Linked DNA regions of Homo sapiens: region 1 is linked to region 2. Evidence: read pairs that join two places in POLR2A ChIA-PET (ENCODE). Cell type or tissue: PC-3. All regions are shown on one strand. Links, peaks and the distances in the headings refer to the core of each region. The heading gives the core; the rest is flanking DNA. Region 1 holds the start of LOC124904829 (small nucleolar RNA U13). Region 2 overlaps CLIC4 (chloride intracellular channel 4).

Region 1 (8,342 bases), core at 32-8,031, 110 kb before region 2:
AGAATCCCTTGAACCCGGGAGGCGGAGGTTGCAGTGAGCCGAGATCATGCCATTGCACTCCAGCCTAGGCAACAAGAGCGAAACTCTGTCTCAAAAAAAAAAAAAGAGAGAGAAAGGGAAAAGTCTGTTCATTGAAAAGGCATACTGGTAAATTCTTCATTTTGACTTCTTTAGCAAAGATGCGATTACTGTGTTAGATCACTGGTTCTCTAATTACTGCCCCTTGGAATAAACCATTACAGAATTCTGAATGTGAGTGTCTGTTAAATGAGATGTATCTGTATTCTGAGTCAAACATTCCATGGCAATTGCTTTAATCACACAAAACAGGTATCAGGATCCTGAGAGGATCAAATTGTCTGTAGGTTTATTTCTTATTGGGATGTTCTCAAGTGGTGTTTTAGGTTAATTTATGGTATATATATGTTTATATGTGAATATACTTATGATTTTAGTTGTAGCAATGGATAGATACTATAAGCAGAGTTAGTTGTTGAGATTAAAACCCATGGCCTAAAAATAGATTCTTGGATTCACATCTTAGCTCACTTAAATTGTCTTTGTGACTGAGGTGAAGTTGCTTCTTTTTAAGCCTCAGGTTTCCTCTCTTGTGAAATGGAACAGGGAGAAAGGGATGTGATACTACTGTGTTAATAGTGTGTCTAATACAGCAGGCTTACAAAAGGTAGTTACCATATTTCTATGTTATTGGTAAAAGACAATTGGATAATTCATAGGATACCCACTGCTCTCCTACTACTTGAGGTATAGAAATGCCTTTTTTTCTTTCTAGCTCTTTGGAAAGAATCCTCGTCTTTGTATTTAATCATTTTTACTATTTGTGGCGGTCTGCTTTTTTTCATGGGTAGTTTAAATCCCCTGTGCTATTGTGAAGATTATGCTCTACATAAAGAACCTTTAACCTGTTGGGCAGTCATTCTTCTTTTCTAGACCAAATATCTTTGTGAAAGTTTCATGAGATCTTATTTCTTAATCATTTATCATCTTTTACTTTTCTGAACCCACCTATTGTGGTTGCTTAAAAGCTTTCATGTTGATGAAGTCTCTGAAGTTGAGTGTGAGGGAGTGAGTGTGGGTGTGGAGGGTGTGTATTTTAGATTGTGGAGCTCGTGTAGCACACAGAGGTTTACTTTACTGAGCTTGTTCTACTCAGTAGCAGCTCCCAATTTCCTTTAACTGTTGGTTTTCTTGGGAGAATCTCAAGATTTGAAAATCATTGTAGAACTTTTTGAGGCTTTTCATTAAACATTTAAAAATTCTTGTCTCACTTCAGATAATGTTCAGATATGACAACAAGGTCTTACAGGAATTTTTTAAGTCTTCATAAATTCTTTTTGAGAGTAGTCACACCCATTTTTGTAATAGCAGGAAGGCATCTTGGCTGGGCACAGTGGCTTGTGCCTGTAATCCCAACACTTTGGGAGGCTCAGGCAGGAGGATTGCTTGAGGTCAGGAGTTCAAGACTAGCCTGACTAATATAGTGAGACCCCATCTTTATTTAAAAATAATAATAAATTTTTAAAAATTAAAAGAAAAGCATCTTGTATAGACCTTTTTTTGTACGTAAGCTTTTTTCCACTCTTATTCTTTTTTAGTGACAAAACATAAAGGTACTGAGAAAAGAGAATCCCCTTCACCAGCACCGAAGCCTAGAAAAGTAGAGTTATCTGAATCGGGTAAGTTTGTTGTTTTTTTTTGTGATTTTGGTTTGTTTGTTTTTGTTTTTCTTAAAGCTGATTTTGATTTTTTGCACATTTGGTCATCCCCTTCTGCTTGAAGATTAAGTATAGGGTAAGAGCTAAGACTCTGAAGGCAGACAGACTTGGGTGGAATCCCCCATTCCAGAATTTAACTGTTTCTGTTTTAATTAACTTATCTGAGCCTTTCTTCTTTCATCTCCGAAATAGGGACAGTAGAGGTTTTTGACAGTTAACTGTATCTGCTTGTAAAATGCTTGGCACCAGCCTGACCTGTAGTAAATGCCTAAATAAATTTTATTATATTTGGTGAAGATAGTCTAAATCAGCCTGTGAATTGGCATTTTAAACTCTTTTTAAAAAAAATATATAGTAGTTGTATTTTTGATCCAACCAAATGAAGGTTTGAGAGACTATTTTCCTATTCAAATTGCAAATTTTCTATATGCTTAACTAAAGAAACACTTTCTAAATGCATCCATCTTTCAGAAGAAGATAAAGGTGGCAAAATGGCTGCAGCAGATTCTGTGCAGCAGAGACGCCAATACAGACGACAAAACCAGCAGTCTTCATCTGGTATGGATGGTGATGAAAGTTTTTTTTCTACCTGTATTTCCTATTAAAAAATACTTGGTATATAAACATCTGTGTGTGCAGCATGAGTACTTACTTGCCTACATAGAAATCTGTCTGAGGAGGCAGGATTGTTTCTTTTTTTGGTTTTAAGTCCTTTTGCAAAATTTAATTTTCTGTTACATTGTTATAAAAGTAATAGGTCCCTAGGATACAATAGTGAAACAGAAAACAGAAGTATAAAATTGGAAACGTATCATTCTTTTTCCAACCTCCTAAAGCTTTTATTCAGAAATTTTCTGTGCATATAGAAAAAGGAAAAGAAAAAACCCCACAGAAGCTCAACTGTAGATATGTTGCCTCACTTTTTAACTTAACAGTATATTTAGAACATCTTTCCCTATTAAAAATCTAGACTGGGCGCAGTGGCTCACACCTGTAGTCCCAGCACTTTGGGAGGCCGAGGTGAGCAGGCCGAGATCAGGAGTTCAAGACCATCCTGGCCAATAGGGCGAAACCCCATCTCTACGAAAAATACAAAAATTAACCGGGCATAGTGGCGCACACCTGTAATCCCAGTTACTTGGGAGGCCCAGGCAGGAGAATCCCTTGAACCCAGGAGGCAGAGGTTGCAGTGAGTGAGCTGAGATCGCGCCACTGCACTCCAGCCTGGGAGCCTGGGCAACAGAGCAAGGCTTTGTTTCCACAAAAAAAATAATAATAATCTACCCTATTATTTTACTATTTGCATTTTTTATTGTAAGAATATACCAGGCTGGGTATGGTGGCTTAACCTGTAACCCCAACACTTTGGGAGGCTGAGGTAGATGGATCACTTGAGGTCAGGAGTTCGAGACCAGCCTGGCCAACATGGCAAAACCTTGTCTCAACTAAAAATACAAAGATTAGTTAGGCATGATGGTGCAGACCTGTAATCCCAGCTACTCAGGAGGCACAAGCGGTCTTTCTGCCTTGGCCTCCCAAATGCTGGGGTTAAAGGGGTGAGCCACCGTGCCCAGCTCAAACTTCTTAGAGTATGCCATCTTGATTGGATTACACTGTGGAAATTATTTCTATGTCTTATTTAAATAATATGCTTGGCTTTGAAATCATTGATCATATATTGATAATGATTCTGTTCAGAACTGATGGCCTGTATACATGCTTGCTTACCCTAGTGAACACTCCATCCACCTAGATTTCAGAAAACTTGGACAGATTCAAGCACAAACCTAATGTAATATTTTTTTAATTTTGTAATTATAGACTCTGGCTCCTCCTCCTCCTCAGAAGATGAACGACCCAAGAGATCCCATGTGAAGAATGGTGAGGTTGGCAGGCGGCGGAGACATTCCCCTTCCCGGAGTGCTTCTCCATCACCACGAAAGCGCCAAAAAGAGACTTCCCCTCGGTAACATCTTTGCTTCAGTGATGTTCACTGATGTTCTGTAATTGTGATGAAATTTGATAACTTGGGATTATTTGAGAATTTGGTTAACTCCTTCAAGTATTTGGATGTGGTTGGATTTTTGTTTGCTTTTTAGGGTTTCTGTTTTGTTTTGTTTTTGCTTTATTGGTGGTTATTAATAATTAATTTAGAATTGGTAAATTTTAAACCACCATGTCATATATGTGTGCATGATTAGAAAAATAAACCAAACTATTATAGCAGTAACTCCTGAACATCTTTGAATATTTAAAAATGTCTCCATTAATGGTACTTAATCCACCCAAGTAAATAATTTAGTGAATGGAATTCTTGACATTTGTTTTTCTCCACTGCTCTCAGGATGCAGATGGGAAAGCGATGGCAATCGCCAGTGACTAAAAGGTTGGTTAGACACTACTTTGTAAATTAGGGTTACATGTCAAAAATTGTAGTGACTTAATTTCCTATTTAGGTGACCTCATCTCATTCTTAAATATATGGTGGCTGTGGCTGTGAATGTGCAGATCCTAAGTTGTTTTGGTTTGAGTATTTTTTTTAACACATTAGATTAATGATAGGGAGAATTATACATGAGCTATTTGGTTTAGACCCTTATTTGAACTTAGATTTTTAATATCTGGTTGTGCTCTTTTGTGATAATTTGCATCAACTTACATCAAGCAGCACGCAGATTTTTAACAGTATCTGGATACTTTTCCAGAGATAGGATTATTGCTCCTTAGATTTGGGGGGAGGGACTTTGTATTTGTGGTGACATTAGGGAGGGCAAGGAAAAACTAGGGAGAAACTTTAGAAATATTAAAAGTGAGAGGATCACGAGGTCAGGAGATCAAGACCATCCTGGCCAACATGGTGAAACCCCATTTCTACTAAAAATACAAAAATTAGCTGGGAGTGTTGGCGCGTGCCTGTAATCCCAGCTACTCGGAAGGCTGAGGCAGGAGAATCGCTTGAACCCAGGAGGCGGAGGTTGCAATGAGCTGAGATCACGCCACTGTACTCCAGCCTGGCAACAGAGCTAAATTCCCTCTCAAAAATAATAATAATAATAATAATAATAATAATAATAATAAATAAAAGCGAATGGAAGGCTTTGGCCCTGTTCAGTCTTTCCAGTACTAGAAAGGTGGGTTGCATAGCTCTCTTTTTTTTTTTTTTTTTTTTTTTGTTGAGATGGAGTCTGGCTCTATCACCCAGGCTGGGGTGCATTGGTGCGACCTCGGCTCACTGCAACTTCTGCTTTGTAGGTTCAAACGATTCTCCTGCCTCAGCCTCCTGAGTAGCTGGGACTACAGGCACATGCCACCATGCCCAGCTAATTTTTGTATTTTTAGTAGAGAAGGGATTTCGCCATGTTGGCCAGGATGGTCTCAAACTCCTAAAGTCAGGTGATCCACCCGCCTCGGCCTCCCAAAGTGTTGGGATTACAGGCATGAGCCACTGGGCCCGACCTGCATATCTTTATTGAAACTTTTGATTATTAGTGTCACTGTGACCATAAAACTGTAAAATTTTAGAGCCAAATCCCTAATTCAGGCCTTACTCTCATAAGTGAGAAGATAGCGGCCCTGATGGGGTAGTTTCTTAGGGCCGCAAAGTGACAAAGTTGGATCTTAGACCTATACATTTGGCATTACACTAGTCTGTCTTAACCAGCTTTCTGCTTTTGGGGCCTTAGCTGCCACTGAATTTTGAAGTATTTATCCTTGCTGAAGCTATCCCACTGTCCTTTTTGTAGCTCAGTTTTTGAAGCTGTGTTGTTTTAGGTAATCTCATCAATAAGAGTGTTTTCTTGGAAAGGAACCAGTGAGCAGTGTTTGTGATGGAGCAAAGCACGGGGTATTTACACTGTGGAGGAAACTGCTCCATGATAATAAAAGATAAAAACCTAAAAAAGATTAGTTTGGCTGCTAAAGCATTCCTTTCCCAGCTATAATTATCTCTGGCTTTTGTGAAGTTGCTAGCACAGCAACTAAACAATTGCTTTACAGAGTTAGATTAGTGGTGCAATTTCTTCTCTTTCATCTCCCCTTCCCTCCCCACCCCCCCACCAAATTATGGCACTACTTTCTGTTCTGGAAAGAGATTCCTCACAGCAGTAAAATCAACACTAATGTTTATTGCTCTACTCCAGGATGTTTTTGTTTTGTTTCTCGTCATTTAAAAAGTATTTTAAGTTATATACCAGCAGCTTCAAGTTTAATGCCATTAGAAATTGCCATCAGGTTCCTAGGATTTAGAGATGGAGGAAGGATTATTTGGAATTATGCTTCAGTATCGTATTTTAGAAGGGGAGATAGAGGCCGGGTGCGGTGGCTCATGCCTGTAATCTCAGCACTTTGGGAGGCTGAGTTGGGTGGATCACCTGAGATCAGACGTTTGAGACCAGCCTGGCCAACACGACGGAACCCCATCTCTACTAAAAATACAAAAAAGTTAGCCGGGCGTGGTGGCGCATGCCTGTAGTCCCAGCTACTCGGGAGGCTCAGGCAGGAGAATCGTTTGAATCCGGGAGGTGGAGGTTGCAGTGAGCCGATATCGTGCCATTGCACTCCAGCCTGGGCAACAAGAGCAAAACTCCGTCTCAAAAAAAAAAAAAGAGGCTCACGCCTGTAATCCCAGCACTTTGGGAGGCCGAGGCGGGTGGTTCACGAGGTCAGGAGATAAAGACCATCCTGGCTAACACGGTGAAACCCCGTCTCTACTAAAAATACAAAAAATTAGCTGGGTGTGGTGGCGGGCACCTGTAGTCCCAGCTACTTGGGAGGCTGAGGCAGGAGAATGGTGTGAACCCAGGAGGCAGAGCTTGCAGTAAGCCCAGATCGTGCCAGTGCACTCCAGCCTGGGCAACAGAGCGAGACTCTGTCTCAAGAAAAGAAGGGGAGATAGAGCCTGGTTTTGAATATTTTATATGTATTTAGTGTGAGGTCTTAGTCCCCACAAAGCATAAGCAGATTTAAGTTGAAAAATTTAGTGGTGACTTTTAGGATTTTGTCTGTTCAGTTAACAGAGATTTCTTAGTTTCTAACGGGAACCAAGACAAAACATAATTCCAGATTCACAGGAAGCATGAGTCCTGTCCTGGGCAAAAAAAATTAAGAGCTTGGAGCAGAGACGTCCAGACTTGGGTCTTAAGCCACTTGTGACTATTGGCATTTTTGAATTTCTGTATTAGAGTCTCTAAAGCAGTTGATTCCTAATAAGGAATTAGAATCACCTGGAGAGCCTTTCCCAAAAACACCTGGCTGGACCTTAGCCCAGACCTGGTAGGCATAAATCTCACATAAGCTTCCTAGGTGGTTCTAATGTGCATCCCCAATAAAAAGCAGTGCTCTTATGTGCTGTTGCCGAACTTTTTCACTCTGTGTCATGTCAAGAATGTTTGGTATTGTGATCCAGAGTAAAAGAAAAATTTCACAAAACGGTACTTACCCTTGTCACAAGTAAAACACTCTGGTTTTATTAAGTTTTTTAATGCTGCCACCCAGGGTCTTGACTGATGATCTTGACCTGTAGTTTGAAAAACACTGTTCTGAAACTTAGTAACCATTGCTGCCCTTGGGGTTAATGATAATTGAAACCGTGTCTTCTGGGTCACTTAACTATAAATGCCACTGACTCAAAGTTAACTATATAGGCCAGGCGTGGTAACTCACACCTATAATCCCAGCACTTTGGGAGGCTGAGGCAGGCAGATCACCTGAGGTCAGGAGTTCAAGACCAGCTTGGCCAACATGGTGAAACTCCGTCTCTACAAAAATATTTTAAAAAATTAGCCAGGCATGATTATGGGTGCCTGTAATCCCAACTACTCAGGAGGCTGAGGGGGGAGAATTGCTTGAACCTGGGAGGCGGAGGTTGCAGTGAGCCAAGATCATGCCATTGCACTCCAGCCTGGGCGACAGAGTGAGACGCCATCACACACACACAAAAAAAAGAAAAAAAATTAACTATAATTCTTCTTGGTTTAGTGGTAGACGGAGGAGAAGTCCATCCCCACCACCCACCAGAAGGCGACGGTCTCCTTCTCCCGCCCCTCCTCCTCGACGGCGCAGGACTCCCACACCACCACCACGACGAAGGTACTTTGTCAAATATGCTAACTGGAGCATCTCCCCAACTCCCCCCGCCCCTGATAACATCAGATGAGTAATGGTGCTCACTTCCTAACAAGGTTGGAGAGAGGCACAGCTCATGTGTGCATGTGAAAACCCAATCATCATGCTTATGAACTACAAAAGGATCTCTGAATCTTTCTGATGATTATATCTTATTAGAGTAAGCAGACTAGCATTGTTCAGCCAGTCATAAAAGAACACGTATGATTCCATCTATATGAAAAGTCTAGAATACACAAATCTATAGAGATAGAAAACAGATTAGGGTGGGGTGGACATGGGGATGGTAATAGCTGCAGAACTATATGAATATACTAAAATCATTTAATTGTATACTTTAAATGGACCTTAAATGGGTAAATAGGTAGATTTTATAGCAGGTGAATCATGTATTGTCATAAAGATGTTAATACATTAAAAGATGGTATTGACTAGTAATTGTAAAGAGAAAATTTAGAGGATACTGGCAGATATCTCTTACCT
Region 2 (8,342 bases), core at 207-8,206:
TCAAGTAGGCAATTGAGTCATCATAATGGAAGACTGGATCTTTAGTATTATGCTGTTAGAGTATGCAGTGTCCAGTCTTTTGGCTTCCCTGGGCCACACTGGAAGAAGAATTACCTTGGGCCACACAAAAAATACACTAACAATAGCTGATGAGCTAAAAAAAAAAAAAAAAAAAAAAAAGAAAAAGAAAAGAAAAACCAAAAAAACCTTATAATGTTTTAAGAAAGTTTATGGATTTGTGTTGGGCTTCATTCAAAGTGGTCCTGGGCCACATGTGGCCCACGGACCTCAGGTTGGACAAGCTTGATGTAGTGGCTAAGAGTGTGGACTCCCGAGCCATGTGGCCTGTGTTTGAATCCTAGTTCTACCCTTCACTAGTTGCCTTGGTGTCCCCACTGGGGTAATCTTGGGCTTTTGTAAAGATTATAAGAGTTAATATAAGAAAAGCCCTTAGAGTCTAACTCATAGTAAGCCTTGTTTGCTTACTATTTTGCCTTTAGGAATGCAGAATTAAGACCATGTTGGCTTGGCCTATGGTTAGTTTATTATATTCAATATACCATATGTGGTTTCAACCTTCAGGATTAGAAGCATCTGCCAGACTGCCACTACCACCAGGTGGGAACTTTTCATTCTTTATCAAAAGAGCAGGGTTAGTACAAAAAAAGTTCAAGGTTAAGCTTGAGTTTGCTCTTGAATTAACTTCAGTGAACCCTGATCCTGTTGACACTTACTAGGTAACTAAAGGACAGTCAGATTGGACTCTGCCATCTTAGTCCATCGGCCTCAGCAGCTCTTGCTGGACTTGTAGCTAAAGCTTGAGAGTCCATTAGTAGTGAGAATGTTTTTCTTTTTTTCCTCTCTCTCTTTTTTGTTAATGTGAAAGTGCAAAAGTAAAGAGGAATAATCTATGACATAGGATCTTATTGGTTCTGTACAAATACTCTTAATTAAAAATTTTTAATTAAAATTATATATATATATATTTTTTTTGGCATGGAGTTCCGCTCTGTCGCCCAGGCTGGAGTGCAGTGGCATGATCTCGGCTAACTACAACCTCTGCCTCCCAGGTTCAAGCAGTTCTGCCTCAGCCTCCCGGGTAGCTGGGATTACAGGCGCTTGCCACCACGCTTGGCTAATTTTTGTATTTTTAGTAGAGACGGGATTTCTCCATGTTGGTCAGGCTGATCTCGGACTCCTGACATGAGGTGATCCGCCCTCCTTGGCCTCCCAAAGTGTTGGGATTACAGGTATGAGCCACCACGCCCAGCCAAAATTTTCATTTTTTTAAGATATGGGGATCTTGCCATGTTGCCCAGGCTGGTCCCAAATTCCTGAACTCAAGTAATCCCCTTGTGGTGGCGTCCCAAAGTGCTGGGTAAAAGTACTTTTGAATTATGGATTTTGGCTTCCTGTGCTACCAAATTTCACTATTTCTTGATTTTTGTGGTATTCACCTTTACAACTGAACAGGTCATATATTAACTAGCCTTTATCTAATGCTTTCTTTAAAGGAAATGTAGACGTGCTTATATTTTTAACACATCTACATTTCTCTTAAAGAGAAGAGATTAAGCTCTTTTTATTTAATTTGTCTGGAAGAAGTTGAGATAGTGTAGATCTACAGGTTTTATATTTAGTAATTTTTAAGGAGTAAAAATGAAGTCTTCTAATTTTTCTAGACTCTATCTAAGATTATTGTTTTTAGACTTTTTCATCTTATACCACAATGAGATGATAAAGCTTAAAACATTAACATGTCGGCCGGGTGCGGTGGCTCACGCCTGTAATCCCTGTACTTTGGGAGGCTGAGGCGGTCAGTCAGGAGTTCGAGACCAGCCTGGCCAAGATGGTGAAACCCCATCTCTACTCATAATACAAAAATTAGGAGGCATGGTGGCATGTGCCTGTAGTCCCAGCTACTCGGGAGGCTAAGGCAGAAGAATCACTTGAACCCAGGAGGTGGAGGTTGCAGTGAGCCGAGATTGTGCCACTGCACTCCAGCCTGGGCGACAGAGTGAGACTCTGCCTCACCAAAAAAAAAAAAAAAAAGAAAAAGAAAGAAAACTTTAGCATGTCTGTAATTGGTAGATATAATCTCTATCATTTATTTAATGATAATTAAAAATAGCGGGGCATGGTGGCACATGCCTGTGGTCTCAGCTACTAGTGGGGCTGAAGCAGGAGATTGAGGCTGTAGTGAGCCACTCTGATTGCACCACTCCACTCCAGCCTGGGTGGCAGAGTGAGACTCTGTCTCAAAACAAAAGAAAACAAACAAAAAAACATAATGTAAGAATCATGAAGTGACTTTAAAATCTTTATTTTATAATAATGTTATAAGTTTTCTGAAGCTACTTAATTTATCACTATACAGAATAAACAGATATATAAAAAATGATCAGTAAGTTTTTGTTTCCCTACTAAAGCCAGAATAATGGTCATGAGGTAATAGATAGCATTGGGTGCTTACTATGGGCCAGGCACAGTGTGCCAGCCGTTTGCATGTGTTAGCTAATTTAATCCTCATATAAACTTTGAAATAGGTGCTATCAATACTGTTTAACACATGAGAATTAGAGAGATCATTGTTTGGGTATGGTTGCAGGGCCAGTAAGTAGCAGTACTGTGATTTGTACTAACGTCTTTGGGATTTCAGAACCTGAATCAATAACTTTGTTTATGTTATTTTTCTCTATTTATTTGAAACTTGAATGCTTTCCTAACAGAATTTCTTATGTTCTGTTTTCAGTCACCCTGAAAAAAAAATTCTGAGAATATTTAAGGATATTTCTAAAACATACTAACAACTAGTGAGCCTAGATGGTTCATTAGATGACTTTGGTTGCTTTCAGTTCTCTTGGTAAAATTTGAAAGGCAACTAAAATTTCCATTACCTCACCTCGTTGCATTTTGGGGGCCTGGTTAATTAGTATTTTATAAAGCACTTTAGAGGGTTTATTTATAAACTTGTTAAGGAACCTGACTTGAATGTCTTTTTTTTTTTTAAGGCAGAGTTTCACTGTTGCCCAGGATGGAGTGCAGTGGTGTCATCACAGGTCACTGCCACCTTGACCTCCTGGGCTCAAGTGATCCTCCTCCTTTAGCTCCCTGAGTAGCTGGGACTTGCAGTGCCACCATGCCCAGCTAATTTTTTTTAAATTAATTTTTTTGTGGAGATGAGGTCTCACTGTGTTGCCTAAGATGGTCTTGAACTCCTGGACTCAAGTTATCCTCCCACTTTGGCCTCCCATTACAGGCATGAGCCATTGTGCTTGGCCTCACATATTTTGATTTTAGGATTGTTTTCCAATTGAGAAATGTCTAAATGGTTCAAGTTTAACAAAAATCATATACTAATTTGTTAATTATTTTTCTGTGAGTTCTTTTCTTTCTGCCCTCTCCCTTTCTCCCTTCCTCCCCCTTCAGAGGTTGGTAGAAAAAAAAAAAAAAGGCAAGGAAGTTTCTTTTTGTGGAGAGAGGAAATGACTGTTGGTTCAAGACTTTATCCATATTAGGTATAAACTAAATATAGACGTGTAATCCAGGAGTGAAGTCACATCTATAAAGTTTCTTAAGCAAAGCTAATGAGATCAGCCAGTGCTTTTGGATCTGTTTTTTCCCCCCTTGCTTTTGGCTCACTTACCAAACTGATTAGTCTTATAGTCTGCCTGCCTTTGCTTCTTTAAAAAAAGAATAAAAAAATTATAAGGAATCTTTCTGTAAAACAAGCACACAAATTTTTAAAAAGTTGCTTTGTATATGAAGCATAGTCACTTATGCCTCCCTTTGAGGGGAGGTTATAAATAAATTAGCTTCTTTAATTTCTTGACCTTGTCATTTTCCTCACACCAATTCTTCTTCTTTTTTTTTTGTTTTTTGAGTTGGTTTTATCCTTGAGTCTTTGTCACATATTTTTACTGTGAGGCTGGACTCATCTTTGTAAGTTGTAAGAAACGTGTTTTACTTAGTATTTTCTTGGTTTATTCCATTTTTAACCATTAAAGCAGATCTCAGTATGGCTAAATGGTAATAGGATTTCTTCTGATTGGCTGGTTAGAGAGATTGTAATAGAACGGAATGATGGAATAAATCTGCTTCTGGTCACAGCACATGTCCTTCTCAAATAAGGACTTTGAAAAGTCCCCCAAAGCATTCTTACAATAATTATTTCCAACTCTTGTGTTCCTTCTTAGAGCCCTTTGCAAGCATTCCTAAACACTCAAGCCCTTACGAACGTGCTATGCTTCTGAAGAGAAGAACTATATACACACATCTGTGGCGCATCTTACTATAAATACTTTGGAATACAACTAATTGTGTAAAAAGTTTAGCTTAACATATTTCGGGGTTTTAGGGATCAGTTCATGAAACTAAATGTTCTCCAAGCCTAAGTTGGAATCTGTTCTGAATCCTTCTCTGACCATGTTGTTCCCTTAGCAGAACTACTCTTTCCTACTGTTTGGGGCAGTTTGTGCATTTTTATATTCTGCCACTCATCTGAATCACCTTTAATTACATTTTTGTTCCAGGCTAGAATGTAAATTCCAGGAGATCAAGGATAAGGGATTATTTTCTTTTTTCTTCTTTTTATATTTTAAATTTAAAAAATTATTATGTTCTTCTAAAGACTAAGGGACTATTTTCTTCATCTTTTATATCTACCCCCTACCACAAACCTTTATATATAGGAGATAATTCATTAATTCAGTAAGCATTTATTAGTGTTTTTTGGCAAATTGGTGTGCATAGTATAGGAATATAAGCATGTAAGAGAGAATATATTAAATATTTTCTGTTATTGTGTTCTATATTACCTCATAGTAAAATACCAGAGTTAAAAGTAGTATTCAGTTATTGAACTTGAGACATGTAATTGGGGTTTTGTAACTAGCTACTCACTATATAGCTATTGGTCTAAACCTAACAGATTGGTTTAGAGAACTAGAATATTATGTAACTGGAAGGCCAGGTTCAAGTCCTATGTGTATCCTAATTGATCTGCTACCTCATCTGTCAAGTGGGTGTATTTCTTGGAGGTGATGTTCAGTCCAGTTTGTATTATTTTATATGCCAAGGTAGCCTTAGGCTTGGCTTAAGCTTAGGCTTAGGCAGAAAGTTGAGCCCTGAGATTCCAACGTCAGATCCAGAGAATTAAATTCTCATAATTAGAAGCAATCTATTAGATAACAAAAATAGAGCCAATACAAATTCTTCATGATAATGGAGGCAGTTTGCCAAAGAAAGAAAAAATATTTCAGGAGTGAATTCTTTGACCCGAAAGAATATATTTTATTTCCCAGGTGAGCTCCTGAAAGAAAGTTTAAGGAAAGATTTTGTTTGTTGTATCTAAAATAAAGCAGACACAGAACCATTCTTCTTCTTCTTTTTTTTTTAAAGCCAGTCAAATTTATAGAATTTTCCTTCATCATATTTGAGTAACCTGTGCATTGAAATCCGAAGTAAAATATTTCAGTAAGAAACATCCTGCTATGTTATACTCTTCAGATATTTGAAGTTTTAGGCCAGCAAAGAAGATAGACAAGAATTCTGAATATTAACTTTCACAGCTGAAATACAGTGTTGAATATATAATTTTTGCGGAAACTAATTTTGTAATGTATATATATAGAGAGAGACGGAGTCTTGCTCTCTCGCCCAGGCTAGAGTGCAGTGGCACGATCTCAGCTCACTGCAGTCTCCGCCTCCCAGATTCAAGCGATTCTCCTGCCTCAGCCTCCTGAGTAGCTGGAATTACAGGTGCCCGCCACCGTGTCCAGCTAATTTTTGTATTATTAGTAGAGACGGGGTTTCACCATCTTGGCCAGGCTGGTCTTGAACCCCTGACCTCATGATCCACCCACCTTGGCCTCCCAAAGTGCTGGGATTACAGGTGTGAGCCACAGCGCCCGGCTGATTTTGTAATATATTTTAATGAACATTTAAAAATACATAATCCAAAATTAAAACAAATGAGGAAGATTCATTAATTTATTCATGTTTGTTGAGAGCTAATATTTTATACTATTAATAAAATATTGTATAGCATTTTCATGATTGCAGTTTTTCATTGTTTATGGTCATCTTCATTAATCCATTGTTCTTAGTCATTTAGAGGTCTGAAATTTGGCTTTAAGCAATATTGTGATATATATCCTTACAGCCAATTTTCTGTGCATGTCAAGCAATTGTGTTTTAAAAGTCCCCCACATATCTCATTTACCCTCTGAATTCTTTATTTTCCTTTTGTTTACTTAAACTGTAATCTCTCTTTTTTCACACTTCACCTGGAATGTAATCTCTTAAAAAGAAAAAACTTTCTGCAGAATTTAGGTTTTTTACAAAGGGAAAATTGGATTTTTGACTCTACTACTGAACTCTTGGTGGAGTGTCTAGTTAAAATTGGTCTGAGAACTTGATGAACAGAAATAGCTGCCTTAAGCATAGATGGGGAAGAATAATATTAATTTCTTGAACATTTCATTGTTTTCTTGTACTCTTGGGATTCTTTGTGAATCTAGTTTATACTACAGTATAATGTGTATACCCTTAAGGAAAGTGGGTTGCTGCATTTTGACTTGCAGAAGCATTTCACCTATGTCCCAACATAGTTGTCTTTAGTTGATAAACAAGGGAAGACCCTGGCAGTTAGTGAATTTATCTTTGGTTAGCAGATATTTTTTAAAAATGAGGGCTAGACAATGAAAAAGTTTGAGATGCACCTTTTTTTTTTTTTTTTTTTTTTTTTGACAGGGCCTCACTTTGTCATCCAGGCTAGAGTGCAGTGGTAAGATCATAGCTCACTACATCCTTGACCTCCTGGGCTCAAGTGATCCTCCTGCTTAAGCCTTCTGAGTAGCTAGGACTAAAGGTGTGTACTACCATATCTGGCTAATTTTCTTATTTTTCATAGAGATGGGGGTCTCACTGTGTTGTCCAGGCTGGTCTCAAAACTCCCAGCTTCAAGTGATCCTCCCACCTTGGCTTCCCAGAGTGTTGGGATTACAGGTGTGAGCCATTGCACCCAGCCAGAGATGCACTTTTTTTTGATGTAACCAAAGTGAGAATAATTATAAAGGAGCATGTTTCTTTTTTATTTTAATTTTAATTTTTTTTGTTGTATAAATGGAGTCTCCCTCTGTGGCCCTGGCTGGAGTGCAGTGGTGCGATCTTGGCTCACTGCAACCTCTGCCTCTTGGAGTCAAACAGTTCTCCTGCCTCAGCCTCCCGAGTAGCTGGGACTACAGGTGCACACTGCGACACCTGGCTAATTTCTTTTGTATTTTTAGTAGAGACGGGGTTTCACCGTGTTGCCCAGGCTGGTCTTAAACTCCTGAGCTCAGGCAGTCCGCCTGCCTTGGCCTCCCAAAGTGTTGGGATTACAGGCGTGAGCCACCACGCCCAGCTAAGTAACTTCTTTTTTAAATAAAATAATCATGGATTAATATAATAAAAACAAATTAGTGTTCTGTGTTTCTGAAATTAAGTCATTTAGTGCCAAACTTTCACATTCTAAATAGTTGTATCTGAAAATGTCTTGACTTCTCTTCCATTCTTTAAAGATGGTTTTGTTGGAAATAGAATTTTGAGTTGATTTTTATTGTTGTTATTGTTATTCTTTCAGCAATTTAAAAAATGTTCTTGACTGGGCGTGGTGGCTCATGCCTGTAATCTCAGCACTTTGGGAGGCTGAAGTGGAAGATCTCTTGAGCCCAGGAGTTCGAGACCATCTTGGGCAACCTAGTGAGACCCTGTCTCTACAAAAAATTGAAAAAATAGCTGGACATGGTGGCAGGTGCCTGGTCCCAGCTACTTGCGAGGCTGAGGTGGGAGGATGGCTTGATCCCTGGAGATCGAGGCTGCAGTGAGAGCTGCGCTTCAGCTTAGGCGACAGAGCGGGACCTTGTCTGAAAAAAAAAGGACCGAGGGCAGTGGCTCATGCCTATAATCACAGCACTTTGAGAGGCCAAGGTGGGTGGATCACCTGAGGTCAGGAATTCAAGACCAGCCTGGCCAACATGGTGAAAACCTGACTCTACTGAAAATACAAAAATTAGCTGGATGTGGTGGCGCATGCCTGTAATCCCAGCTACTGGGGCAGCTGAGGCGGGAGAATCGCTTGAACCCAGGACGCACAGGTTGCAGTGAGCCGAGATCACACCACTGTATTCCAGCCTGGGTGACAGAGTGAGACTCCATCTGAAAAAAAAAAAAAAGAAAGTGATTCCATGTTTTCTGGCCTCCATTACTCCAAATGATAATTCAACAGTCATTCAAATTATTATTTCCTTGTATGCAATGTGTTGTTTTTTTCTAGCTACCGTGAAGATTTTCTTTTTCTT

The links. ChIA-PET counts read pairs that join two places held together with the same protein. Peaks named below come from ENCODE experiments on the same cell type or tissue, not always from the same donor. Only the 100,000 strongest peaks of a DNase experiment are listed, where the experiment ranks them.
Region 1: POLR2A ChIA-PET joins it to region 2 with 12 read pairs; 6 of 35 experiments call an interaction of 5 or more read pairs at or near these places.

Annotation. Positions count from the first base shown.
Region 1 is chr1:24,659,103-24,667,444 of GRCh38, forward strand. It overlaps SRRM1 (serine and arginine repetitive matrix 1), which reads left to right. Exons shown (of 17, transcript NM_005839.4): 10 at 1,617-1,697; 11 at 2,208-2,294; 12 at 3,558-3,702; 13 at 7,713-7,823. It overlaps LOC124904829 (small nucleolar RNA U13), which reads right to left and starts at 7,985; the gene lies at 7,881-7,985. In PC-3, for the core only: no CTCF peak of the experiment used is centred there; no DNase peak of the experiment used is centred there.
Region 2 is chr1:24,766,869-24,775,210 of GRCh38, forward strand. The region is part of intron 1 of CLIC4 (chloride intracellular channel 4); the gene reads left to right. Among named protein-coding and RNA genes, the nearest start is that of CLIC4, 26 kb to the left of the region's middle. In PC-3, for the core only: no CTCF peak of the experiment used is centred there; a DNase peak (open chromatin) is centred at 3,533; H3K27ac peaks cover 676 bases.